7 separate regions of the Mus musculus genome follow, and all the other regions are linked to region 7. A link is a loop called in an ENCODE intact Hi-C map of the cell type or tissue named here. Cell type or tissue: left cerebral cortex. All regions are shown on one strand. Region 1 has its middle 4.0 kb from the start of Gm30165. Region 2 overlaps Themis (thymocyte selection associated). Region 3 overlaps Lama2 (laminin, alpha 2). Region 4 overlaps Gm30228 (a long non-coding RNA gene). Region 5 overlaps Lama2 (laminin, alpha 2). Region 6 holds the start of Ptprk (protein tyrosine phosphatase, receptor type, K). Region 7 overlaps Lama2 (laminin, alpha 2).

Evidence for each region. A loop is a pair of places that touch in the nucleus more often than their neighbours do. Peaks named below come from ENCODE experiments on the same cell type or tissue, not always from the same donor. Only the 100,000 strongest peaks of a DNase experiment are listed, where the experiment ranks them.
Region 1: a loop joins it to region 7, with 6 times the contacts of the local background. A loop is called at or near these places in 12 of 42 quality-filtered maps.
Region 2: it touches region 7 in a loop (6-fold over the local background); 6 of 42 quality-filtered maps call a loop at or near these places.
Region 3: it touches region 7 in a loop (2.2-fold over the local background); 4 of 42 quality-filtered maps call a loop at or near these places.
Region 4: a loop joins it to region 7, with 7 times the contacts of the local background. A loop is called at or near these places in 18 of 42 quality-filtered maps.
Region 5: a loop joins it to region 7, with 4 times the contacts of the local background. A loop is called at or near these places in 4 of 42 quality-filtered maps.
Region 6: a loop joins it to region 7, with 4 times the contacts of the local background. A loop is called at or near these places in 5 of 42 quality-filtered maps.

What each region holds. Positions count from the first base shown.
Region 1 is chr10:27,673,804-27,677,803 of GRCm38, reverse strand. No RefSeq gene overlaps it. Among named protein-coding and RNA genes, the nearest start is that of Gm30165, 4.0 kb to the right of the region's middle. In left cerebral cortex, a CTCF peak has its summit at 2,044 (motif pointing right); a DNase peak (open chromatin) is centred at 2,036.
Region 2 is chr10:28,842,470-28,846,469 of GRCm38, reverse strand. All of the region lies in intron 4 of Themis (thymocyte selection associated), which reads right to left. Among named protein-coding and RNA genes, the nearest start is that of 2310057J18Rik, 140 kb to the left of the region's middle. In left cerebral cortex, a CTCF peak has its summit at 2,103 (motif pointing right); DNase peaks (open chromatin) are centred at 2,129 and 2,648; H3K27ac peaks cover 347 bases.
Region 3 is chr10:27,474,224-27,478,223 of GRCm38, reverse strand. The region is part of intron 1 of Lama2 (laminin, alpha 2); the gene reads left to right. Among named protein-coding and RNA genes, the nearest start is that of 4930579H20Rik, 86 kb to the right of the region's middle. In left cerebral cortex, no CTCF peak of the experiment used is centred here; DNase peaks (open chromatin) are centred at 1,376 and 2,496; H3K27ac peaks cover 346 bases.
Region 4 is chr10:27,760,103-27,764,102 of GRCm38, reverse strand. It overlaps Gm30228 (a long non-coding RNA gene), which reads left to right. Exons shown (of 3, transcript XR_380228.3): 2 at 2,049-2,145. Among named protein-coding and RNA genes, the nearest start is that of Gm30228, 48 kb to the left of the region's middle. In left cerebral cortex, a CTCF peak has its summit at 2,490 (motif pointing right); a DNase peak (open chromatin) is centred at 2,481.
Region 5 is chr10:27,482,627-27,486,626 of GRCm38, reverse strand. All of the region lies in intron 1 of Lama2 (laminin, alpha 2), which reads left to right. Among named protein-coding and RNA genes, the nearest start is that of 4930579H20Rik, 95 kb to the right of the region's middle. In left cerebral cortex, no CTCF peak of the experiment used is centred here; a DNase peak (open chromatin) is centred at 2,395; H3K27ac peaks cover 886 bases.
Region 6 is chr10:28,072,890-28,076,889 of GRCm38, reverse strand. Ptprk (protein tyrosine phosphatase, receptor type, K) reads right to left here and starts at 2,070. Exons shown (of 32, transcript NM_008983.2): 1 at 1,713-2,070. The coding sequence starts at 1,809. In left cerebral cortex, CTCF peaks have their summits at 631, 2,133 and 2,337; DNase peaks (open chromatin) are centred at 1,539, 1,577, 2,108, 2,569 and 2 more places; H3K4me3 peaks cover 3,357 bases; H3K27ac peaks cover 2,850 bases.
Region 7 is chr10:27,131,031-27,135,030 of GRCm38, reverse strand. Lama2 (laminin, alpha 2) reads left to right here. Exons shown (of 65, transcript NM_008481.2): 34 at 966-1,064. Among named protein-coding and RNA genes, the nearest start is that of Gm40618, 150 kb to the right of the region's middle. In left cerebral cortex, a CTCF peak has its summit at 1,714 (motif pointing left); DNase peaks (open chromatin) are centred at 567, 1,073 and 1,712; H3K27ac peaks cover 1,363 bases.

The sequences.
Region 1 (4,000 bases), 540 kb before region 7:
GGATGGAACAAGAAAATATCATCCTGGGTCTGGGAACTTAGAACCAAAATGTCATGCATGGTATGTACTCAATGATTACTAGACACTAGCCCAAAGCTTAGAATACCCACAATACAACTCACATATGAAACTTAACAAGAAGGAAGACGAAAGTGTACATGCTTCAGTCCCACTTAGAAGGGGGAACAAAATGGCCTTGGGAGGTAAAATGAGAGAGGGACCTGGGCAGAAGATGGGAGGGCAAGGACAAAAAGGGGTTGAGGGGCAGGACCAGGTATGGGAAAAGACACGAGAGAAGTCCAAAGGGCCAGGGGAATGAATAGAAATATGTAACAGTTGGGGAGGAGGAACCACTGCAAAGTTTCAGATGGCAGGGATGTGAGAGGCATCCATGGCCCAGTGTGGATGACATTTGTCAAAATGCTGAGAGTGGGTGAATGGGTGGGGGAACACCCTCTTAGAAGCAAAAGCAAGCAGGAATTGAGTGAGGGTTTACAGACAGTGACCAGGAAGGGGGACAACATTTGAAATGTAAATAAAATAATTAATAAAAATAGGATTTTAGGATCCCAGGGAGATGAATCAGTTTGTGAGAGTATTTTCTGTGTAATCCTAAAGTCTAGAAAGGATATAAAAAGCCACTCATGGAGTTGAGGAGATTGCTTGGTGGATAAGTGCTTGTTGTACGAGAGTCCAGGAGTTCCACATCCTCAGAATCCACATGAATGCTGGATAGGTATAGTAGTCCACCTATGATTTCAGCCTTGGAAGGTCAAGTCAGGGTAACCACAGAGCTTGCTTACTTATTGAGTCTAGCCATGTTAGTAAGTCTGGGTTTGATTGAGATACTTGCCCTCAATCAATAAGGCAGAAGAACAATGGAGGATGACTCTCAACATTAACTTTGGGCTTCCAGGTACATATAAACTCACATAAATGTCCACTCACACACACACATCTGTGCACACACATGTGCTCCCAAACATGTGAACATGCACACATAGGTGCATACCACAAAAACACATGACAGTTAAAAAAGAAAACTAGGCAAATAAAGCTGTAATGTAGCAGTTTGAGGCTGAAACAGTTTAATTCCAAGAGTTCTATAACCAGAGTCCAGATAAAATGGGGCATTTTAGGTTCATGATGAACCATTTCTCAAGGCAACAATTTGTAGGGCAATAGAGGAAGGCTCTCAACATCTAGTTAATTAATTAGAAGATTAATTAATGCACAAAGGTGTGCACATAAAACATAACACAGAGAGAAGAAAATATGACCTTGTTTAACTTGAAAAATATATCATCTTAATCTTTGTGAGAACATTCCAGACAGTGATTTAGCTTTCCACTTAGGAAGGTTTCTTGTTTCCCAAGCTGAAGAAGATGTTCCCAACAACATTTGAAAGGCTGTTTATAATGGATGTATAAATTAACAAGAGAAAGCATCCAGTTTTACACAGCTCAAGTATTTCTTGTGTTTTGTTAAAACAAAGAAATGAACAAAGAAACAAAAAGATTAGAGTTGAGAATAGGTTTGACAATTTGAAAGAAAGTTTTGCCCAAACGCCATTTTCTCTCATAATGAGTGGGAATTTGAATAAGCAATTTGGAAATCAATCAATTAGCTCTCACTCTATGTACCAGGCTGGCCTGAAACTTGCCAGGTAGCCCAGGATGTCCTGGAAATCACAGAAATTCACCTGCTTCTGGATCTACAGCACTGGGTTTAGAAAAGTGGGCCGATATGCATAGCTTCATTGGCCTCTTAAAAACTTAACCCTTTTCTCTCAGGCCATGTTCCGCATCTGTTTCATGCATCCGGTAAAGTGGTGCTAGCATTTGTTTTTTCTATTTGTTGGTTTGGTTGGTTTTTGTTTTGGTTTGTTTGTTTGATTGGTTTTATCTTTCTGTGATCAGGCAACAGTGATGTCCCTGAATGTAGTAGTACTGAAGGTAGTGATCTCTCCTTCTCTGGCTTTATGCTCAGGATTCTTCCTTAAGGTTGCATTTGTAATTTATTACTTTGCCACAAGGGTGCACTAAAAAGCCCTCATAAACACAAGAATGAATTACTTAATTTTCTGGAACTCATTTACCTGGGGCAGAGATCTTTTATTGGATTCACTTGACTGTGTTCACACTTACAGAATTTTCCTAGATTGTTAGAGACAACAGACCTAAGAACGAAAATATATTTTCCTCTCAAGTAAGATACAACTGATAATCTCTTTTAAAAAACCTACACAGTTTATTTTAAGAATGAAAATGAGTTTAGATGCAAAAGGTTAGAAATCCCTTTTTGTAGTTAAATTTTTTTCTTTGGGAGAAATCATGAATTGTAAAACTATATGGTAGCATTTATGACAAATTTTCTTTATTACTAGGATTACTAAGTGTTTATGTGTTGGGTTTTTAACAAGTATTATAGAATGGAGAGAAACCTCACGTACTACCTATAACAGTCTGCACTACTGAAAGTGAGTAAATTACTTTGCCCAAGACAAAACCCGATGCTCAAATTTAATTACCCTCATATGCTAAAAACACATCGCCTCTTTTATCTTTTTGATGAAACATGACAGCCATTTTGCTTTTGGAAAGAGTTTTAGAATTTTTGGTGCAACTGCCACGTCGTTTTCTTTTCTAGTGAGCGTATTTTGATCACAGTTTGTCAGGTGCCATGATAGACCTGGCAAAATGAAGAGTTGCTAACAAAGACTGGTTTTAAGTCTTCTCTCAGGATGACAGGGGATATGGAGTTAAGGAGAAAGTTGCCTGAGGGGCAAAGTTTGCTTCAATGTTCATTAGAGACTTTTCATTTGTAGACTGACTCTATTGGTCGGAATGCTACTGTGATTTTAAGTTTGGTTAAGGAGGAAACACCAGATAGAGGGGCCATCTTTTGTGTTCTGGTCTCAACTCAATCAGCAAGGCCTCGAGGACCGCAGAAGTTCCCATTTTCTCATTTGTAAAATAAGAGAAGAAATGCCCTTTGGGTTTGTCTTTATGCTTCATGATGTGGCTTCTACTTACATTTCTGTAGAGTTAAAACAGTACTCCAATGAAACGCAAAAGCAGTCAGCTACAAACCCAACATTTTTTAGCAACAGGACAAGAAATATATTGTGTGCTTTTCATTTGGAACATAAAGGCATCATTCATGTTCACAGTTTAATTCAGCAGTGGCATCTCGCCAATATGATAGTCACAAAGTGACCCATTCCACACAAGATCTCTGAATACCACAACATTCCACGCCACTGCTATTCATCAAAGGGAATTTCTCGGTAGACCAACTAGCTTAGAAATGGAAAACTATGCAATAGCAGTCCAAGGATTGACATTTACTATTGAAACCTAATAGTGTGAATTTTCATTGAGAACTTCCATGTTTTCTACTATACCTCTCTTCACCTTAATTTTATATTTAAATATCTTCTTAAAATTATGGTCAATAGCTGGTACTTAAAATAAAATTGTGTAATAAATGTCCATGCATTTTTTATGTAGTTTCAACAATTATTTCTGCATAATGAATCAATACCACTAGATCCCATCCACTCGCAACATCTCAGCTTGAACATGCACTCAGCTCCATCACAACCCTTGGCAATACCTCATACTTCTTCCTGCTCCCTCAGTGACTTGTGTCTGAACTCTCCCCTCCAGCAGGCTGAGGCTGTGGGGCCAGTAAAGCATGATTTGTGAGCTGGGATTCCAGAATGCCTGACGATGTGCCTTATAAATCTGATTCATTCTTGTATAGGCTTAATCGCAAATAGACAATTTACAGTTTGTAATGGGTTGCTGTTTCCTGTGCCTGATTTTGTCACATATCAAATAAAATGGAACACAGCTTTGACATGCACCTCAGATGCATGGCTAAATATTTTCTGTTTACCAGGTCCGAGTGGCCCTACAGAAGATTATTTGTTGTTTTTGTTTTAAAATAGGCCCATAATTCATTGGTGTAGTGGTGTGATTTTGCTCTGGAATTC
Region 2 (4,000 bases), 1.7 Mb before region 7:
TGATCACAGGTTTAAAAGAAAAATGTTTAGGTGTTCATCACCATCATTTTCTTAATGCAGTAGAACAACATAGGTAAAGCAATCGAACAAAATAAGAACTAAATTATAAAATAGCAATTATTACTAATTAAAATATTGTTTATCTCTACTCCTCACTGGAACACTCTGATTAGGGCTCCTGATGCTGAAGGATGCTTCGCGGGTAACTGGAGAAGAAAGGTGATTATTAATTTCACCAAGCTACACTGTGACATGTGAGACATACTACTGCAATAGTTACATAAATATCACACATAGGTGTAGCCAAACACCAAGCTACACTGTGACATGGGAGACATACTACTGTAATAGTTACATAAATATCACACATAGGTGTAGCCAAACACCAAGCTACACTGTGATGTGCAAGGCATACTACTGCAATAGTTGCATAAATATCACACATAGGTGTAGCCAAACACCAAGCTACACTGTGACATGGGAGACATACTACTGCAATAGTTACATAAATATCACACATAGGTGTAGCCAAACACCAAGCTACACTGTGATGTGCAAGGCATACTGCTGCAATAGTTACATAAATATCACACATAGGTGTAGCCAAACACCAAGCTACACTGTGACATGGGAGACATACTACTGTAATAGTTACATAAATATCACACATAGGTGTAGCCAAACACCAAGCTACACTGTGACATGGGAGACATACTACTGTAATAGTTACATAAATATCACACATAGGTGTAGCCAAACACCAAGCTACACTGTGACATGGGAGACATACTACTGCAATAGTTACAGAAATATCACACATAGGTGTAGCCAAACACTTTTTTTATTTTAATTATTTACTTCCAAAATGTTGCCCCACCTCCTGGTCCCCTCAGAGAACATTCATGCTAGGCTCCAGTCTGCAAGCACAACAAGAAATCAGGAATCTTGTCAGAGTATGGTGCCTATGCATGGGATGGATCCCAAGTTGGGCCAGTCATTGATGGCCTTTTCTTCAGCCTCTGCTCCATTTTTGTCTCTGCATTTCTTCAGACAGGTACAATTCTGGGCCAAAAATTTTGAAGGTGGCCATCCACTTTTTAAAAATATATATAAGACTTCCTTCATTAGAAGGAGCCCATACCTAACTCTGATAAAACACACAAAAAACCTGAGATTAGTTAGGTCATAGGCCTGGAAGAAAATCATTATTCTGCTAAAGCAACATAGCGATAAAATGACTACTAATGACATATGGCTATATCCATAAAGAACTAACCCTTATCAGAAGGTTCTTCTTACTGTAGAAAGAAATCATCGAGGAGATTCTCAGTTGGACAGTGTGCAGGAAGGAAGAGACTTCGGAGCACTTGACCCTACATGGGATATCTGCATCAAATCTTCCCCCTCAAGGTTTATGTACAATGGAGGCAGAAAGGTTGTTAAGAGCCAGAGAATGAGGACTTCAAGGAGACAGTGCCTTCCTGACACAGGGATGATGCATATAGGAGAACACAGACACTGTTACAGCAGACACACACACACACACACACACAGGACCAGACAAAATCCCAGCACCACTGCTTTAAGCAATACTCCTACATGATTGACAATGATCCTGTCTTCTCCAAAGTTCAAAAATAAGTGTGGACATATCCATCAACTAGTAAAAACAACTTCAGAGATATTAGCCTCCTTATGTATAAGAGATTACTTTGAGTGTGAAAAGTTGTTATTGCAGTCTTTGAAGTTAGGAAAAAGTAACAATGTTGTCTGAAGTTTCTTCACGAGAGAAATGAATTTTATGTGTTTCTTAGCCTTAGGAAGTAAATAAAATAGAATATTGCTCACTTGTCCTCTGTGGTATTCAAGTTTTAATTAATTGTACACTTGCCTTAAACATTAGGTTATTACCATCGAGTTATGGGTACTAAGAACATGGAGCAGGATCCAGTAGGGAAGAGAGAGTGTGCGTTATTGTGCATGTATGTGAGTGTCACACAGAAACCCATTTGCTTTCATAATTAGCCAAATAATGCAAGTTAATAATGACATATATGTTAAAGTTTAGCTATAAACAACCAACCAGGAAGCTGGCTTGAGTAGTAACCTTATATGACCACCAGGTGGCAGTCTTCCCCATCGTGTCTGGCTTTTTACATCTGACAAAGCAGTGACATTATATCAGGGCATTGGATTTAAATGTGGGAAATTTGCCAGGACTCTTTGGCTCTGGGATTAAATGTCTTTCATCTGAAAAACTGACCTCCTTGGGCAAAGGTGGAGGAGGTTTTGTGGGCGGGGCGGAGTGTTTGTTGTTGTTTGTTTTGGTTTTGATTGGTTTTAGTTTTTTGGGTGGGGAGTTGTTTTGTTTCTGATTTTGGTGCTTTCTTTTTTTAGTCGTACAGACACCTTCTGGACTAATATTATTTTCATGAACTTCAGGTCACTCACACTAGAGCCTCCCAGGAGAGCAGTTGGCACCTTCCCTTGGTTGTGAGGACTCCAGGAGGCTGGTAAATGCACCTATAAATGCTTCAGAGTATTGTGTTTCTGAAATCACAGCCAAGTAAGAAATATTCAAATGCCACCCATGTCCTAGCTCCTCTTATCTCAGCTCCAAGAATATTTACTTAAAACATTTTCATTTTCTTGGCAAACAGCTATGTAAATACATTTAATTTTACCATTTAAAAAAATGCATGTGTCCCTGAGACATATGAGTAATGTGCTGGATTTGAGAATTTTGCTCTCTAACTACATAGGCATAAATGTATCACAGACTAATTTAAGAATTAAAGGCTTAACATCGTGATCAGTGACATTTGCATTCGGGAATTACAAGCAATAGAGAGTTCATCAGCTACCTTCACTGTAAGAGAGAGCTTGAATGCGTTTCCTGACTTGCAAATTCTAACAAATGCCTGCTTCCGACAGGGATCATCAGTATTAATGGAATGCTCTGTACGGGAATTCACATAACCTTAAGATGCTGTCTGCATTTTACACATGGAATAGATGGGCAACACCTCAGAGGTGGGCACTGAACACAGCAAGAGATAGGAACCCCAGGAAAATAACACCCCAGAAGGGAGAAAGACAGGGTGGTGTAGGGAGGGCCATCTTTCTTTTCTGGCCTTTTCTATCCATGTCTAACAGAGAAAAGAGCAGAGCTCAAGGACCCTGCTGTCCTTTCCTTCTTGTCCCTCACCACTATGAAAAAACAATGCAGTATGCTATTCATGTGGAGAATGCAAACTATTTTTAATACACCTAATATAAAGCAAGCATAGAAATTCAATATAAATTTAAGTAACAAAAATACTCATTACCCAGAACTAAATTCACAGTCATCCACAGAGAACTGGACTATGATCCAATTTCCAAGCAATGTAGCTATATAGATATGATCATACATAGAAAAAGAACTACTTTATATGGGGAGTTTGGGATCAAATTATTCAGGTAAGCAATGCAACATCGAGAGACCAGACAATAGCAAGTTCTACCCTACTTCAGTAGCAAAGAGGAATGGTTTCCACATAAAACTAGGGTTGCCAAGTGATCTCCTTTATATAGTGCCTCTGGGACCCCTGTTCCACTGCACATGCAAATTCCAGAGTACTGCCAGCAATCCTAAAGATTATTCTACATCCTACCTTGTTCTCTCTCCTGCTATGCACAGCTTTGGAATTCCACCAGGAAACCTCAGCCTTGACTGCTTGTAACTCCATCCTCCTATGCACAGTGCTCCTGGCAATTTTTCTGCTGGTTACACTTTCAACATCTATCAAGCCCTCAATACACGAATGATGAATTAATTAATCAAATAAGTAACTCATGGGAGGGTTTTTTGGCTAGGCTGTTTAGGCAAAACTTCAAAATGTCTGGCAAACACGTGTTTATTCACGTGTTTCGAGAAGTTCTGGAACACTGGAACACTACATTAGTTTTCATGAGCTACAGCTGCAAACTATCACACAGTCAATGGCTTAAAGTATGT
Region 3 (4,000 bases), 340 kb before region 7:
GATGGGAAGACCTTGTCAACCACGGTAATAATATTATGTTTACATGCACATGCAGTCTGTTGAAAAAAGTCTTTTAAAAAAGAGTGACCTAATCAGATTTGCATCTTACAGAGGATTCATTTTATGTTTAAAAAAATGTTGAAAGAAAAGCAAAATGCCATCAGTAGTCTGCCAACAGGTGACTGCAGAAGTTCTGATGTTACAAATGCTTATGACTTTCCTCCACAGGTTGGCAGAGGTGATGGAAATACAGGTGGACTTAAAATTGGTTTATATTTAGAGTAGTATTTAGTGGTGAAATGATGTGAATATTTATTGATTTCCAGTTTTCATCATGATGCCCTTGGTGGAGTGAGTAGCATACTTCGAACTAGAGAAACGCAGGAGCAATGAATTCAGGGAGTGTTGTTGGGTAAGGTTTAGAGGAAATTCCCATCTTCCCTTTGAGTAGAGTGTTGATGCATCTTGAATATATGAGAGGACTTGCCAGGCAAAATGAGGATAAACAGGTCTAAGGCTTAGAAACCTTCCTTTCCTGGAGCTACAGTGAAGAGTTATTGATTCCATAGATGACTTGGATGTATATGAAATTATCGGGAAGAAAGAATGAAATAAGAGTTCCCAATGAACTCGATTACTCATAGAAACAGTGTGTGACCTAAAAGAAAGTGTCTTATTTTCACTCCTGTAGGTGTTTTAAGTTTGGGTAAACAGAAGGCATAACCAGATTTTCATGTGGGTTTCATCAATAGGGATAAGAAATAAAGGAGCAGACACCAAAGATCATATAATACCACCTCTCCTGAGGGAGTTGTGTTCATCAGAGCATGAGTGAGTCCCATCTGATAGTTTTGCTTGAAGGCTATAACTGCAAGCATGTCCTGATATAGCATGTGGTACATAGAGGTTTTCCAGTCTTCATTTTTGTAATTATTAACAGCAGAAATAAGCATAAAGTTTTTCCATTTATTTTTCTGTATTACAAAGACCTTTCCTGTGCTATTGCCAGCTTGAGTCTCTCAATTTCAGCCTTAGGGAGTTAAAGACCTGCCAATGAGACATATGATTTGAAGGGTTGATTTTGGAGTAGGCAGACAAGAGAAGGTACTGAGTAAGTAAGTGTTCTGCTGATACTGATGAAGTAGAGCTGAAAGGAGCCTGCATGAAGTTGATTCACCTGACTGCTACCTCTTCAATATATACCTGGGTCACTTCTGCTAGAACATTCCAAATAAAAGTCTCAACAAAGATAATTATTTTTTAACATACTGATGTTAAACACCATCTGGATGCTTATTCTGGATTCTCCTACAGGAAGCACATAATCAAACCCAAACAAAACGGTGGATGGATTCCAGTTTTGCCAGGTGGCAGGTAGGGACTTTTGTAGGGACTAGAAATGCAAGCAGAGCAATGTTTGCAAGACAGCAGAATTTTTGGTAAGGGAAGGGAGCAGAGTATGGAGGGGACCTGTTTCTAGGGCAGTTCAGCTTGAGATGAAAATGTGTTTAATGTAGTCACAAAGATATCTTGCTAAATTTGATTTTTTTTAACTTTAAGATGTATGTTATAGTAAGTGCTTTGCCAAGCATAGCATAGTTAAAATTAATTTCACAAAGTATGTTGAGAAACTAGGAGAGATTGATGTACAAAAATGACCCTCTGGAAGCACTGTTTTTAAACTAATATGATTTTCTGGATTTGGATGGCCATGATTGTTATTTTCTCCGGTATGTCTAAATTATAGGCCACAGCAAATTGATAAAATAATTCTGCTTTGATTTAAAACACTGGTGTCCTTTGTACTAATGTCTTCTAAATGTACTAATGTCTTCTAAACTGAACCACGTAAGTGAGAAGCCATTTGTGTTTATAATGCCTACCCAATTGTGGTATCTATTATTTAGAGTTAACACAGATAGCTCTCAGCTGATCAATGGCAGTTCACACGATCATGTTTGGTTTATTTCCCTTTTGATGATGAAAGAAAAAATAGCCTATTTTTCATCTTTGTCTATTAAAAGTAAAAAAAAAAAAAACAACAGACTAAGACTTAACATGACTTTTAAAATTAATTCTGCATGAACTACTTTTGTTTGTTTGTTTCTGATGATTAAAACAAAACAAAACAACACAACAACAACAACAACAACAAAACAAGAATGAAGACCAAAGTAAGACAGAGACCTTTGGAAATGTTCTTTTATTTTGGAAGGCCAGAGTTAAGTCACAGATTTGCAAGCCATGGAAACAGAAGTGGAATACATTGTCTCCTGGCTTCTTTGCTTCTGGCCAAGTAGATTTGACATTATTTTTCTCCTTGCTTGCAAGTGCTGTGTGTCTGGACGGCTATTAGTTCAAATTGAGCTGATTTTTTTTTCAGTTCTATAAAACTCTTCATCTGCATTGTGGATGGAGAGCATTAAGCTACTTCCTGTGGTGCACAGCTGGAAGCCATTCTCTGCAACATTTTGTTTTCTTCCAATTTTGTTTTATACTAGTGTATTCCTACACACCCACGTAGCTAGGATTTCAACAGACAAGTGTCTCTTTTACTTCCTTGACACATCTTAGAACATTTGCAATTGGCAAGTTCTCTTTTAGTCTTTTAAATAGCGAATCACTTGGAAACAGCCCTGTTTACACACATGAATATATTTAAAATGCTCTACAGACCCAGAAACTGAAATGAAAAATTAGAAACATTCAAACAGTCCCACTCTACACACTATTTTTTTTTCTCTTGGAAGGTGATAGGTGCTTGGCAACAACTCAGAGAAGAAATGCTGGATACCCAGACTACTATGAGAAGAAGGGAGGAAATGACAGGAAAGAAGGCAGAGATCTGTCATGTGTTATTAATAATAAACGACTGAACTTTGCAATGAAAATAAATATATTGAAAACAGTTGTTTCAGTGACTCAAGGATTTTTCCCAGGAAGCTACCAAATACCACTGAATATCAACTTGTGTGTATTAATGTGAATATTTCAAGATATATTATGAAAACTGGCCAGACACATTCTTTGAAAAGTCAAGTGCATATATATGCCTACAAATACATACATGTATATGTCCATATAGGTGCTTTTGGCGGTTAATTGGGAAGTACAATATTGTGCTAATCATAAGTAATGAAGACAGTACTCCAAAATATTTATTTAGTTCATTAACCTGGGAACAAAGACAAAATATCTCTGTAAGTATTAATACCACATAGTATTAAATTGTCTTGAATATATACACTAGATATAGTGGACATTTTATAAATGACATTTAAAAAGAAGTTTGTTCATAGTTACACAAAGATAACACAGGTAAAAAATTCAATGGCTGAAAAGTAAAGAAATAAGTTTTTCACTTTAAAATCCAATTGTAAAATAACCTGTGACTATGGATGATCATTATATTATTGTTGTATCTTTTTGAAAATAATTGTGATTGGCAGTTGTGATGGGCAGTTGTGATTGGTGGTTGGTCTTGGACTGCAAATGTTCAGGATACCAAGAAATCAGGCTGTTATGCTATAGGCAACAGGAAACTTACATTTTTGTTTTATTTTGTTTTTTTTTCCTATAAATATCTAAATGAAGCACCTGTTCATATGTACCTCTTCATTTTTTCCATTTGTAATAGAATAGAAAGAAAACATAGAAAGAATAGAAACAAAGAAAATAGATATGGAATAGGCAGGGATGGAGGACAGCAAACCACAATAAAAGTTTTCTTTATTTTTCAATTAGTGAACATGCCATTTTGGTTAAATATCAAAACAATTCTATATTTTATCATAACAAGACTCCAGTAAACGTATGGGCTTTGTGGGTATGAGTCCTCTCCAGAAGGCTTATTCAATGCATGATTTTATTCTCATCCAATATATTTTCATTTCAGTGGTATTAATGTTAAATAGTGTGATTGATATACTCAGTCATGTTATAGACTAGACAACCATTGCACAGGATTAAAACATTATGAGGTTTGTAATAAACTGTGCTA
Region 4 (4,000 bases), 630 kb before region 7:
TAATATACAACATACTAAGTATCTTTGAATCACATAGAGCTTGACGAAGAGTGCTTGGCCAGGCTAGGCTACTGAACAAGACCCTATCTCACAAAGAAAAAAAGGGAAAGAACAAAAAAGGACTGTCAAGTAGAAAATAAAACAAACCATTTTTATTTAGACAAAACTGTAATAAATTGATTTTCCAATATGGATTCTTTTGCAACTATTACAAGTTTCCTTACAGCCTAGTTCTCCAATGCATAGCATTGCCTAGCTAACTCTCCTGTCTTTGTATTGAGAGTGTGTGAGTGTATACTTGTATGGGGCATCTTTCCTGTTATTTAGTGAGTAGGGGTTGCCTACTCAGTGTTTTTTGGAGGCTTGCTATGCTTACTAGCAAAAGTTGTTTGGGAAGAAAGCATAATAATGCATGCAAAAGTAACTCCTAGACTCTCTATGAACTTTGAAAGCTGAATTTCAAAGAGGCCATTTCAGTGTCTTATGAAATTAGTCACTGGAAGGAATTGATGCAGCTTTTAGAAGAAACAGCAGTTCCAGGAGGGTGTTAATACTCTGCTAGAATGAGCATCAGTAGGCAGGTAAATCAGTCATACAAAATGAAATTATGTATGCACCTATTAAGGATTACCTCCTTGCTAAATAAATGAAAATTTTTTATGATGGACATATTGCTAGTAATTGAAAGTTCTTGATTGCATGGGGTGTAAATGACAGCAGGAACTCAAGGCAACCTGTTTGAATAAATTCATAAAAATAGACTGAAAATGCAGACTTGAAAAGGATTTTTTGCTTGCCTCTAAGTGTTGGAAGCCAGAGACATAAAAGATTTAAATAAAACTCTCAGTGCTAAATTATCTTATAGAGACAAGTCTTGTTTCTTGGTAATATATATAATTCTTTGCTTGTACTGTTTTAAATAATTTAGTGTGTATGATCTAAATAATTTACACTTACTAGTGTGAGTAGAGACCTTAACTGAGCACTGGTTATGAGACATGAATGGGTCTACTTGACTTGATGAGGGATTGGGTACATTTCAGGAGGTTGGGGAGAAACTAAAAGGGAAGTCTACTCTCAATCAAGTAGAGGGGAACGAGTAAGTGTGGAAGGCTTGTAGTGACCATTTGGATTGGTACACTGTCCATGGAGAAACCATAGGTGTAACCCAGGAAAAGTTTTGTTTTATGGAAACATCGCAAGCAATCAAATGACGCTAGACTAGTGGTTCTCAACCCATGGGTCACAACATGTTGTGGGGGCAAAAGACCCTTTCATAGGAGTCACCTATTCAATATCCTGCATAGCACGCAATTACATTATGATTTGTAACAGTAGCAAAATTAGTTATGAAGTAGTAACAAAAATAACGTAATGGTTGAGGGGCCACCACAACATGAGGAAATACATCAAAGGGTCACAGAATTAGGAAGGTTGAGAACCTCGTCTGTAGATTAGAAAAATGCAATGGGCTATGTCCTGCTGGGGGAGTCAGGATCAGTGATGGCAGAAGCTCCATTGTCTGCTGAGTTCTACCTGCTATGGTGGATGGCAATTTGGCCACCACATTCAGTTTCTGTCTCGGTCTTAATTGTCCCATCGTTCTGTACATTGATGTGTTCTATTTCTTTGGGTAAAAGAAAATGGCAGAGCTCTTCCGATCTCAAACCTGGTCTAAGCAACTCTTACGTATAACTCTGAAACCCAAAATGTAAAAGAAGAGGACCGAGTGTCAGATTTTTGCTTAGCTCTGTGCTGATACTGAGTTTCAGTCAAGAATATTAATAGGCAATGGCAATAAAACATAATAGAAATGCCAGAAATTTCCTAAAATACTGCATTTTTTTCTCCTTAAAGAATTTCTCTTGAAGTACAAAAATTTCTCTGTCCCAATAGGCCCTGTTGCTTTCTTATTTTTGGCAGAGTTTCCTCTTGTTGAGAGATAATGGGTTCACATGGTACTGCAAGTCTCATCTGACCCCCTGCTTTCATTTTATTTTGTCACAAGTGACAGGTGTCTAAGCAGAACGACTTTCATTTTTCTTTAGGACTGACGACCTTGAGCTTGTGGAGGTGAAGACTACAGCGGAAAAAAACCCCATAAAACAGTAAACTATTCCTTCAGGATTTTCTTGTTCTGCACAGGTGAGGCTCCTGCCTTGTCTTAAGCATAACTGATCTTCAGCTGAAGGGGAGGTCATAGCTAGGCTTAGCTTTTCCCTTAGCTTTCTCTTTGCCCATTCAAGCAAAACTTGAGCAGTTCCCTCTTGCAGTATTTCTTTTTAATTTGTATCTTTGATGTCATTGAAAAGGCATTTCAGGGGTGAGGAACTGTTGCCATGCTCAAGAATCCCTTAAAACATTTTTATTATTTCTTAAATAATACTAACTTTTGTATCTAAAGACCATTAAGGTCAATAAAGCTAGTTTTAGAACACCCACTGATGGAATTTCTGGAGCTGTGCATGAATTTAATTTCTGAAGAGCAACACTAGGGGTCGCCCTTCCTTATTTATTTCCGTCATTGTCCAAGTCTAATTGACATTCCATTAATCTCCAAAGAAAGTAAACACTTTTGTAAGAAAAAAAGCAAACGACTTTCATTCTAAAAATTTTTGTATTTTTGTCTCTGTCTTACAGAGAAGACCAAATTTGTAACTGAACTTTATGAATATGAAACCACTATTGAGCATTTTGAACAAAACAGTTAGGGAATAAAAAAGAAATCTGTTTGAATCAGATCTTTTAAAACAGTAAACATTTTAGGGTTTTTTTTTATTTGAATGTTATTATTATTATTATTATTATTATTATTAGGTATTTATTTCATTTACATTTCCAATGCTATCCCAAAAGTCCCCCACTCCCTCCCACACACACCCCCCCACACCCACTCCCACCTCTTGGCCCTGGCGTTCCCCTGTACTGAGGCATATAAAGTTCAACAACCAATGGGCCTCTCTTTCCGCTGATGGCCGACTAGGCCATCTTCTGATACATATGCAGCTAGAGACACGAGCTCAGGGGTGGCGTGGGGGTGGGTGGGCACCGGTTAGTTCATATTGTTGTTCCACCTATAGGGTTGCAGATCCCTTTAGCTCTTTGGGTACTTTCTCTAGCTCCTCCATTGGGGGCCCTGTGATCCATCCAATAGCTGACTGTGAGCATCCACTTCTGTGTTTGCTAGGCCCTGGCATAGTCTCACAAGAGACAGCTATACCAGGGTCCTTTCAGCTAAATCTTGCTAGTGTATACAATGGTGTCAGCGTTTGGAAGCTGATTATGGGATGGATCCCCGGATATGGCAGTCTCTAGATGGTCCATCCTTTCGTCTCAACTCCAAACTCTGTCTCTGTAGCTCCTTCCATGGGTGACTTGCTACCAATTCCAAGAAGGAGCAAAGTATCCACACCTTGGTCTTCGTTCTTCCCAAGCTTCTTGTCATTTTAGTGTTTATATAGACTTCAAATAACTAAATTTAAAACGGAGTTTTCCACATAATATTATTATTTTGGAAATGAATAAATACCTTAACAAAACAGTATTGACAAAATATTTAAATAACTAATGATTACATATAACTAAGGATTTAAACATGTTGTCTAAGGATAAATTTTTTTAAAAAAATTTTAGATTTTTAGATTTTTCTTTATTTACATTTCTAATGTTATCTCCTTTCCTAGTTTCCCCTCTAAAATCCCCTATCTCCTTCCCCCTCCCCCTGCTCCCCAACCCACCTACTCCTGCTTCCTGGCCCAGGCATTCCCCTATACTGGGGCATAGAACCTTTAGAGAACCAAGGGCCTCTCCTCTCATTGATGACCAATTAAGCCATCCTCAGCTACATATGCCGCTAGAGCCATGAGTCCCACCATGTGTTTTCTTTGATTGATGGTTTAGTCTTAGGGAGCTCTGGGAATACTGGTTAGTTCATATAGTTGTTCCTCCTATGGGGCTGCAGACCTGTTCAGCTCCTTGGTTGTTTTCTCTAGCTCATTCA
Region 5 (4,000 bases), 350 kb before region 7:
TCTCTAGTACCCAGAATGTTTACATAGACCCTATGTTCACCCTCATTATTGAGCTTATTTAAGCTCCATGGTACATACATATAAGATAATTGTACCAAACCATGTGGGAAAATGTAGGAAGTATGACAAAATTACTTTCTACTTTCTAGTGGAAATGTACATCAAATAAAAATATTTAGCCCATTTAGCATGTACCCAAAGATATGTCTAAATAAACTTACATGGTTTATAATGTAAATGTATCTTTCCATTTTTTGATTAAGCAACAGTGTAGTAAAGTCAGAATAAAAACCCAAGGTCTTAAGAATTTCATTTTAAAATTAGTCTATTCCTAAATAGTTTCAGTGTCCATAACATTTATAAATGAATTTTGCAAGAGTGAATGTTCTCTGTTAAACATTATAGGTGTCTGTATTGAGAACTTAACCGAGTGTCTATGTACTGGCTGGTTTTGTATCAACTGGACACAGGCTGGAGTTATCACAGAGAAAGGAGCTTCAGTTGAGAAAATGCCTCCATGACATCCAGCTGCAAGGCATTTTCTCAATTAGTGATCAAGGAGGGAGGGCCCCTTGTGGGAGGTTCAATCCCTGGTCTGGGAGTCTTGGGTTCTATAAGAAAGCAATTCGAGCAAGCCAGAGGAAGCAGGCCAGTAAATAACATCCCTCCATGGCCTCTGCATCAGCTCGTGCTGCCTAACCTGCTTGGGTTCCAGTCCTGACTTCCTTTGGTGATGAACAGTTTCCACTGAATAAACCCTTTCATTCCCAACTTGTTTCTTGGTCATGATGTTTGTGCAGGAATAGAAACCCTGACTAAGAAATTTAGTTCCAATCATTGAGGAAAGAGATCATTGAGATATAGAAAATTATATGAAATATGTTCTATTTTTATATAAAGGAGACTTTTCACTTTCAATTACAAAAATGCAATTTTTTTTCTTAGTTTCCCCTTCCCGTACTCTAAGCTTGCATGAATTTCTAAAAAAGAAGTGGTGTACATTTTAATAGAAGGGATGGTATTTGGGGACATGCTATTCTTTAAACAAACTCACAAGCTCAGATCACAAATTTTTCTGAAGGATATTTTAGAATCAGGGTTAGAGAATGATAACTTTATCCTCATGGATGAGGGGATTAGCTCTTACTTCAGTGTGGCTGCCATCACATTATTCACCAACGTCATTACAACTGGGTCCAGGAGGAATTCTACATAAACTGAAGGGTTCTCAGAGGAAAGAGACTAACCATATCAGAAGTCAAAAAAAAAAAAAAAAAAAAGACCTAAGAATATTTAAGTCATGGAAACCACTTTTGCTTTTTTCAGTAGTATGGGCAAATTCATACACTTTTAATAGGAAATTGCCCAGCCACTGAACAACAGAGATGAGAGCTCTGAGGTCACAATCTACCTATGGATGCTACTGCTCATTTAAGTAAATGCCATTTGCATTGAGGAGCAACAGGAACATTCACAGTGATTTCTTTTTGGTGGAACAAAGTATTTGCTCTTGCATCCCAACTTTCAGAATAGGTCTCCAATCTTTCTACACTTAAAATATAGAACACATCTAAGCACACACATATATGCAATGTTATATGATATATTCCTTTATTGAATCAAACTCAGTTATCAACTGCAATTTGTGTTCTCTGTATTCTAGTATACTTCCTCAATAATAAACATTTTTCTTTGAGGATTTTTCCTGTAATATCTGTTAGTAATTTCATATTTAATATAATCTAGCATAAAAGACTCTACCACATAAGATCATAATAGCAATTAACTTTTTGTTGTGTAGAATACAAAAATATGTTTTGACCCAACAGAAAAAAATGCCTATGGTAGTTATATTCACTATATAGCAACCCAATTTGTAGAATGTATATTTTTCTATTAAGTTATGTAACAATTTAATTAAAGCAAACAGATTGTTGAATTTCCAGCAATATGGCAGTAGAAATATTTTGCATAAGTGTACATAAAGTTGAACCTAAATGCAAAGAGGAATGTAGTAGCTACACTCTTAAGAAACAATAAGAATAAAGCTACTTGTGAACAGTTAGTGTTTTTGTGGTCCCATAGGGGAAAGGGTTTATTCTAAGTGAAGCACATTAACTCTTTCTGGTCTCCAACCATCTCCATTCATGTGAGTGACATGCCTCATTGTGGGAGTCATATTTCTGCAACCAGCTGTTTTTAATGTTGGAAAGTAAAATGCAGAAGCATGGAATGGTTCGGGGGACAATTTTTTTTCCTGTTAGAGATTCTAACAGATGCTGATATACTTTAATATCCATGGAAGACAGGGCAAATATAGAATTGCATCAAATTGATTTTGCAGAGCTTCCAAGCCAGATGGCCATTGGCATTTACATGGAAGAAGTCTATACTGTGCACTAAGTTGCATATTTTTGTGTGCAAGTTCTCAGCCATGGTGTGCAGTCATTGGTGTTTTGACAGCCATCTGCTCAGACCTAACTTTCTCTATTCATGTGTAACTAAAACTGAACATTTTTAAAACTGGAAAATTCCAGCTAGTTTTGATTTTTAGACAGTAAAAAAAAAAAATGTCAACTGTTGGGCATGAAAACTTAAAAGTAATGTCCCTGGTTGAAAGAGAAGATCTTAGTCCTGTTAAAAGAAAAAGAAAAAGAGTTGAAAAGAGAAAAAATAGAGGAATCTCTCCATGAATAAAAGGCCTTTAGTTTATTATCAACACATTCTATCTTTTCCATATACAAGGCTTTCTCAGCCAAATCATGAAGAACTTGGATAAATTAACAACCACGCAGTCTCATATATTTATAGCAAGCACTGTAAATATTTGTTGAAAGAATAAATGACTCACACATAATAATTTGCCTATATGTACATACTTTTAGCAAATTGACTGGCAGGTTTTTATATGTGGAGATGAGTCCACATACATTTTTTTTACAGGAACTTTTATATTATTATGTTGTAAGTGAATGGAGTTGTACTTATTAAGAACTTTTGTGTGTTTATAATACACCTACAGATATGCTAGGCATTCTGGAAATTCAAACTGGTAGAAACATGGCGTCTTATGCCAGAAGTCCATCTGCATTAAAAAATAAAAGATAAAAGGAGGATTTTAAAGTAAAATGTCATATCCTGTAAAGTCATTGCTGAAGGAGAAGGAGGAATGAAGATTTATTTTTAGCCCAAAGAAATGAATTTAAGCAGATTTTGAAGAAAACACTTCTAGAATTTATGAGGAATAATTCATGTGCAGGCATGAGCAGGAGCTAGAGAAGGTAGGAAGTTGGGTGGTGCATTCAGATGGAAGGTGGAACTCTTTTAACTACAAAATGGCACTTTAATTGAGAATTAAATAGGAAAAAATTAGAATACATTTTGATAGATATTGTAGATTATGGTGATAATATAAAATACCTTGATTACTTAGAGGAAATCATCATATTTCATCTCACGGTTAACTGAAAATTATTTATGGTTCTAGAGATCTGTGGTAATAAAGAAAGTGGACTTCTTTAATTTACATCAATGCATAGGAAACTAATTAGTTATGTTAATCTCTTTTAATATAAATGAAGACTACTAAAGTGTCATGGAGAATAATCAGAATTTAAAAGGACAATAAAAATAACATCTGCAGATTATAAAGAAGGAAATGCTGCTTCAGTTAGATTCCAAATCCTGTGAGCATATATCTACAATCACGCTTTGAATTATAAACCACTTGTAGCACTCTTTGCAGTGTTCATGTCTATGAATGATGCTAGCATTTGCCTCATCTTGTATTTGTGTTCTGGTTAATTTATTTGTCAAGTATTTGAGCATTTTATTGGATCTGGAATTATGTTGAGCAGATAAAATATTTGACAGTGTTTCAATTTGGTTTAGTGAGAGATAATCAATAAATATTATTTTCATTTACAATATTGAGGCTCCAAATCTACCTATTTCTTTCAGAAACATGATTTCCAAATCTGACAAAGTAGGCAACATTTAT
Region 6 (4,000 bases), 940 kb before region 7:
ACTGGTAAAGTTCAATTAACAAATAACATGCCTCCTCAAGCAAGGCTCTCCGTGAAGCGACAAGCACCGTGTAGAAATCAATACTCCCTCCAACTTGCTGCATATAATGAGTTACATCAAGCATGGTTCCAATACTAACAGCATTGTATGGCAGAGACACTCGGTAACGCGGAAACCAGAAAATTAAATTAAGTCGTCGGAATTCATTGCATAGAGCTGGTGCCTTCTGCACACCACCCCACACACGGTCTTTCCTTTGCCTGCTACCATTTCATAGTCTCTGCCTACGAGGAGGATACACTCAAGCTCCAGACTCCGAGGTCTAACTCCTAAAGGGGAGGGGGAAAGAAAAGCTAAGGGACGATTTGCTCCGGAAAACATCATGGTGAGTGTATTTCCAGGAAATCGAGCAGTCTCAACAATGAAACTATCAAGTACAAAGTAAGTTCTGTCTTCCCATCCTGCTGGTTCAGCCAGGAGCGCGGCTGTCGCGTTTCCCGTCACCCTCTGGCCACTCTGTGTTTCCACAAACACTGGGAACCAAGGCAGCAGCGGATGCGCCCTCCAACCTTGCTGGGCTGGGTGGGTTAACCAGAAAAGTTGTAAAGCCTTGTGGGAGGCAGAGGCTTAAACCTGGGAGCCCGCTCCCCAGCGTCCACCTGGTGAAACTTCAGAGCCGGCAGATACATAGAAGCCAGCGACCTACAGGCAGGATATCAAAACTGGACGGGAACAGAGACCACCAGTCTGAAAGACCCGGAATCCTGGGACTTATCTGAGCGGTTTTACTTAGAACTCAAAGGGATAGCCTGGAATATCGCATCACGTCTCACTCCTGGGTTGTCCAGGAGAACAGCGAACGTTCCCAGCCCAGGTCACCCAGGCGGACTCAGGGTGGTGTGGAGCCAGATTTGAGCTTTGTGGTGGCTTCGCCCCATAAATAGGGTAAGCCTTCCGGGAATGGGAGCCCAGAACTCGCTGCCCAGGACAGCTCTGAATCTACCCTTAGAGCTACATTTACAAACGTCGTACGGACTCTGCCAATGTATACATACAACGTGCTCCACGCTGTGTGCTCTGTAATCTATCCAGGAGCAACTCTGAACCCTCAGCAGAGGAGGAAGGAGCCTCCAGGAGGCACCGGGAAGTAGCTGGACAATAGTCAGAGGCGGTTATACCCGGGACAAAAAGCACCTGGCAGAACACACCGAGATCGGTCCCTATGTGTCTCCACAATTCTCACAAAGACTTCCCGGGGAAATTTTGAACAGTCTGGCGACAGAGAGCCACTAGCCAGCTCAGCGAGCCATAAAATCGTGGTCCCGGGAGCCCTAAGTACTTTTTCTTCCTCACTTCCCTAACTAATGCTGTGGACTGCTCCCGACTCCCAGGCAAAAAGAACACCCAGGAAAAGCAAGGTCGCCACACACTCCATCCAGCACACCCTGGGCTGTCTGCGCGCCGGACTAGCCTCAGAAACAATGGGTCGAGAACGTAAAAGTTACCTGCGCACGGGGGCGCACAGCTCTTGGCCCTGCGTCCCGCCTGACACAAACTCCCAGGACAGACCTAGCTCCAACCTGCACCACCACCACCCCCGCCACCTTAAGCGGACGCCCCCTGGATCCCCGAACCCAGCACCAGCAATCAGTCAGTCCTTCCTGCCTGAGTCCAAGACTGTGGACAGACACAGACCACCCCCAACCTCTCACCTGCTGAGAACTGGCCAAGGGCCGACCCCAGGAGAGGCCACGGGTACAGAAGCCAGAGAGCTACAAAAGCAGGCAACGCAGCGGCCGCCACATCCATGGCGAGTTTGGGAGAAGTTTCAAGCAGCTTTGCAAAGAGCCTCCGGGGGAATCGCGGTGAAATCCGCCAGCCAGCAGCCCGCCCGGCCTCGTCGGGGGGCTCGCGGAGACGCCGCGGCCACCCGCCAGCACTTTCGTCCTTGCGCAACGTCGGCCAACTACCTCGCGGGCGAAAGCGTCTCCAGCGTCGCCCGCCAGCCGCGGCCGCCGCTCTCCATGCTAGGCAGAGGCTGCTCAGGGTAGTCCAGAGTTAGTTTGCTCTGGGAGGGACGGGGGCGGAGCCTGGGGTGACGTCGCCCCGCGGGCTCCGGCAGCTTCGGAGGAATGCGGGCTCCGGTGCGCGCCGCCGCCACTGCCGCCTCCTGCTAGGGAGACGCGCGCCAGCCGGGCCGCGCGCCCCGCGCCCTGCGCCCCGCGCCGCCTTTGTTCGCCACCTGGGCTCGGTGGCCGCGCGGCTCTCTGGCGGCGAGCGGGAAAGGGGGACCTGGCGCAGCTCCCTGCCGGATCCCTGAGATTCAACTCTGAGAGGCAGAACTGTGGGCGGACGACGGAGGAGGCGCCCGAGGAGAGGTGTCCTGGGGTTCTGTCCCCAAGGTGGCGGTCCCACCAGAGCGGCTGGTGGTAGGAAGAAAAGGGAGCGTAGATGTGACCTTTAAAACGCCGACCTGCACTGAAATTTCACTCTTCCTTATTGATAGGATAAGGAATAAGGCTCCCTACCCCATTGAAAACTTACTCTCGTTTGTTCACGAAATAAATAAAACTTGGACCAAAATAAAATGTTGGGTAAGTTTCCAGTGTGAACAGCTGGCGTGCCTCGTTTCTGGTTTATTTGTCATTGGGAAGCTCCCAGCCGCTCAGCCTTCGCATAGCCTGGTGGAGTAGAGCAAGACTTGGTTTTGTTTTGATTTTTACTGTCTTGTAGCTATATAAGAAATAAGTATTTAATAAAAGGAGTTTATCCCAACAATGAGCACAGCATGGTTGCTCCGAAGGAACCCAATGCTGTGTGCTGTGTTACAGGCAGGAAGTCAGTTTTGCTACCTTAGCAGCTTGGTGTGATTTCTCCAAATGCCACCTTCACTTGCTTCTGTAGCAACGCTGTATAGTTGCTTACTTTTACTCATGTCTGCAAATTATGACACATGTAAGTATGACCAAAACTGAATAAGCCTAACTTTTTTTTTGAATTTTGATGCTATATATGCAACTGCTAATAATAGCCTTGATTGGCACCTGTCAGTCACTCAAAATGTCTTTAGCCTTTTAAAATCAAAATGAAGTGAAATTCAATTTAATACAGCATTCTCATCATTAACCGAGCCACATATTTCTGTAATTAATACATGCTGTTATGACTAGGTTTGGAATAGATGCAAGTGACTGTATACTACACACACACACATCTATGCACATATATTATACATATTGATGAAGAAGGGAGAAAATGGGTTTCTTTTTTATTTGCTGAGGATAGAAAGTCCGTTACGCTACAGCCTTGATGACTGCTCATTAGTACCTGTAACAAGCCCAACACTTGTCAATTCAGTTCAGCATAGTTCAGTCATCTCCCTCTGGGTACAATGTCAATGTTCCTTAGCTCATTAACCTATAACTTTAAGCACACTCTACCAAGGGTCCTTATTTCGTACACTAAAGAGCTTTATTAGATCACAGGTAACCAAAAACCTATTATTTTCTTTTCTGAAGACTTAGCAAAACTTTCTAAAATTAGCAGTAATTTGCCAGAGTAAAGGCAAAGGAAACTTGTCTGTCCATATATGAATTTGTCTGTCTATTCTTGCATGAAAAATGTTCATCACTTGGCAATTTGTTTGAGTAAGCATGCAAACGAAGCCCTTCCGAGACCTACAGATAGTGGATAGAACCTCACTTCTTGTCATAGTCATTCCCGGAGTCAAGGGATAAAGAATTTGGTTCATTTTCTCTATGGTAGAGAAATAACAGTACGAAAATGCTGTGAGGGTGCCTAAAGTGTACCAGGCATCTTAAATGGACACTACCACAGTTAGGAATCAAGTTCAGGTAAGAGTCTTGTGGTACACATACAAGGAAACAAGACTAGGGAGAAAGTAATTTACCCAAACAAGGGAGGGGAAAGGAAGACAGAGAAGGAAATCCTTAAAAGGAATTAATAGAGATGCCATCTCAATAAAACCAGAAAAAATGCA
Region 7 (4,000 bases):
GCCATCACTGGAAAGAGAGGCCCATTGGACTTGCAAACTTTATATGCCCCAGTACAGGGGAATGCCAGGGCCAAAAAATGGGAATGGGTGGGTAGGGAAGTGGGGGGGGGGGACTTTTGGGATAGCATTGGAAATGTAATTGAGGAAAATACGTAATAAAAAATATTAAAAATTTAAAAAAAAGAAAGTGGGAGTAAAGCCCTAACTGTAAATTCTAGTGAATCTTACCTAAAAAAATAAAAGCAGGGTACTAAAGTTATGATCAATGAGGAACAGTGACCATTCCTATTTAGTCATGAAATGGGTGGGGTATTTTTTTGATATGTACAAGGATGGGGAGATGTCTACCCTTTGACGAGCTTGCAGAGTAGCCTCATTTTCATTATATATATTACTATAACAGCGACCCTATCTAAAAATAGTATCCCATAGATTGTGGTGGAATCTGGCCCAGCTGTGTGTATAAAGCCAGCTCCTACTAATCTTAACAGCAGGACCAGCCTAGCAAGAAAGGTCCTTGTAGCAGCGGCTGCTCTCTTTCTTGCTTGTAAACTACAGCTACGCTGATTGAAATGGGAGCCTCGATAAATGCAAAGATCCTTTTAAACTCAACTCAGTACCAGCTTATGAGCTTTTGTTAAAAACTCTCTGCAGTGAACATTTGCTCATTCAGAGTTTTATAAGCCATTGATTGATGGGGGGAGCGGGGGAGGCGGGGAAGGATAAACAAACCAAAATTTTAGTGCATACTAATTTCTCAATAAAGTACAGCAAATCTTAATATTTACCTACATATCTGGCTTGGCAGTGAGTGAGTTAACTGCCCACTTATAGTAGTTTCTGTTGTATTGAGGGTAGAAGTGCTAAGTATGTGGTATATACAGGAACAAAAATGTGCTCTGTCTGACCCTAGGATGACTGCTAAACCATTTACTAAGATGTACATGGTCTGAAATCTTTTACAGCACCTGCTATCACCGCAACGGGCACCAGAGAGGCTCATTCAGTTGGCAGAGGGCAACGTGAACACACTTGTGATGGAAACAAATGAGCTGCTAACCAGAGTGAGTTGGGAAATCTGTGACTGTCCCCAAAGCACACACATTAGGGACCGGGTTACCTTCAAGTTAAAGTAAACAACACTCACGTTCTGAAATCTTCTTTCCAATTCACAACTTTTTCCACGAATTCCAGGAATAACGGTTGGCTAACTCTTCTCCAAAGGAATTCTTTATTTTCCTGTGCTCTTCTCCAAATGCACAAACAATAAATCAAGAAACAGGGTTGACATACTTGACACTGGTCAGGAGAAAAGGTTAAGGATGGCTATATACTTTGAGGACCCTATCTAGCAGACTCCACTGTGAAAGATGTTTTTTTTTTCTTTTAATCAGTTCTAAGTATCAAAAACTCCGTCCTTGATTGTGTAAAGGAAAAGAAAAACAGAGAAAAATCCTTGTCCTGTCTTTAATCCTCGTGGAGTTTCTACATTTTTACAGAAATACAGTCACAAGCAGTACTCCTACTTAGAAAATGAAATCTTTACTGTCAAAATCTGGAGCATTTAAGACACCATTTAGAGTCAGGATGTAAAAATCCACACGGCTTCTAGCAGACTTTTCCCAGCAATTGGTTGGGCTAAATTGTCAAAACTGCAAGAAGGTCCTTTTACCACTGGAGGCAGAGAAAAACAGCATAAAGTCTGCCATCTTGTGGCTAGAAAAATGCATGACCCTGGAGACTGGCCTGCAAACTAGGATCCAGGGGACTTAAATGACAAAGAACATTGGATATAGAACAGCTTTGGGGAGTAGCTAGTCTATTTAAAGAAAGGCTTAACAGGGAATAAATTAACAATGGCTTTACTACTTGCTAAAAGTCTGGGAATCTTGAGCAGCTCCCAGCCCCAGATTGGCGCTAGTCCTGCACTTTCCACAAAATCTGCTACTGGATCAGGAAACTTCCACAGGAAAATTAAATGGCTTCTCAGCACACATTGATGAACAACAGTCCTAAGGTTTTAAACCACACTGGAAATCCCTTTTCAGAGACTCAGCTCACCCATGTAAAACATGAAGATAGAGCAAAGCCTCTGCCTGAAGTTAGTAAACTTACACTAGTTTAATTTAACTAGTAATTTTTGACTTGTTGCATGAATGAGAGAGTTTAGTGAAGTTTTGCTAAAGTCAATTCAACTCAACTTATTTCCTTCTGAATGTCCACTCCATCCAAAGCCCAGGTTAAGGGTTGGCAGATCAAAAATAATATCGAGGCTCCAGCCACCCTCCCAGAGCTTTCAGTTTTGTGTGTGTGTGTGTGTTTGTGTGTGTGTGTGTGTGTGTGTGTGTGTGTGTGTGTGTGTAGGGGGTACGAGTGTGTGTAAATGTTTAGGTGTATGCAGAATGGTGTAACTGCATGCAAATACATAATAGGCATGAAATAAATGAACAAAAGCATACATGAGAAATGCCCAAAACTACCTCAGTTTAATGTGGTCTAGAACAATTAAAAGAAAAGTTCATGAAACACAGCATGTCACTTACCCAACAGTTGATTACTGGGTGTCACCCTTGCAAGTTCTATGGCAGACCCACAGATAAACCTGCAAGTGAAGCTGCCAAGGTTCCGGTTCCCGCCCTCCCTGAGCCTGAGTAGCCTCATGATCTCAGTCTAGAAACACAGGACTATTTTACTACAAACGTCAGATCTCTTTTGTGTCTCAGCCCACATCCCTTTTTCTTTCTTTCTTTCTTTCTTCCTTTCTTTCTTTCTTTCTTTCTTTCTTTCTTTCTTTCTTTCTTTCTTTCTCTCTTTCTTTTTTCTGTAGACTCAATTTGTATATTTCAGAAGCCTTTTAAGAACAGTTAAAGGCTCAAAGCAAACTTGAACGGAAAGTGCAGAGAGTCTATACACACCTTCGACCCTGTCCTCCTTCCCCCTCCCCCCCAACTCATAACTACTCCACTGTTCACTTGCCCAGCTAGAATGAGATATTTGCCATTGTCCGTGAACCTACAGTGCTTCGTAATTATCCTCAAAAGTCTGTCACCTGTTTTTCCGTTCACTCTTGCCATTGCACACAAGCAAAAAAAAAAAAAAAAAAAAAAAAAAAAAAAGGCGATATCCAGCATGATCATGTACTAAAGAATAGTTTCTCTACCTAGCTTCTCTTAGCCAGGATGTCATGGAAACACAAAATGCAGCATTTTCAGACTGACTTTTTCCCCTGAATTATTCACACCTCCATCCTTCCATGGCTTAATAGGTCATTACTTTTTGGTTTTGAGGACTCCCTTCACACACCGTAGTTGATTTATCCATGTTTAATGAAGGATGCCTTGATTGCTCCCAAGTTTTAGCATTGTGAATAAACTCATTATAAATATCTCTGTACGGAATTTTGTGGAGACATGATCCTCATTTGAGTAAGCATCAAGCAACCTAATTGCTGGGGTGTTTTTTTCTACAAGTATGTTTAGTATCATAAGAAAGTTCCCATGTCTTCTGAAGTAGGTATAACATTTTGAATTCTCAGCACTGAATGGTAGTTTCTGTCATTCTATCTCCCCAGTGGATTTTGGCATTGTTAGATTTGGAGATTTGGGCCATTACTTATGCTCAGCTTTTGACCTGGGTGCTGAGGATCCAAACTCAGCTCTTCATGGCTATGAAGCAGGCTCCTCACCTACTTAGCCATCTCCCCAACCTGTCTCTGTTAAATTTTAAAAGTTCCTGTAATTGTTTTCTATTGAATAATTGTTTTGTATTCTATGGTTTAATTTCTCATTTTTGTAAAGATACAGGTGTTCCTCATTCTAATGTAGTCTAGTGTATCAGTTTGACTTTGTTCCCCATGAGTCTATATTTGGCATTTTTAGCCCATAACTCATTGCCATCACCCAAGGATGTCTGGGTTTCTTGTTGTTGTTGCTGCTGCTGCTTTCTTCTTGTCTTACCTTTTGGTAACTTTATAGTTTTTCATTTTACACTTAAGTCTATG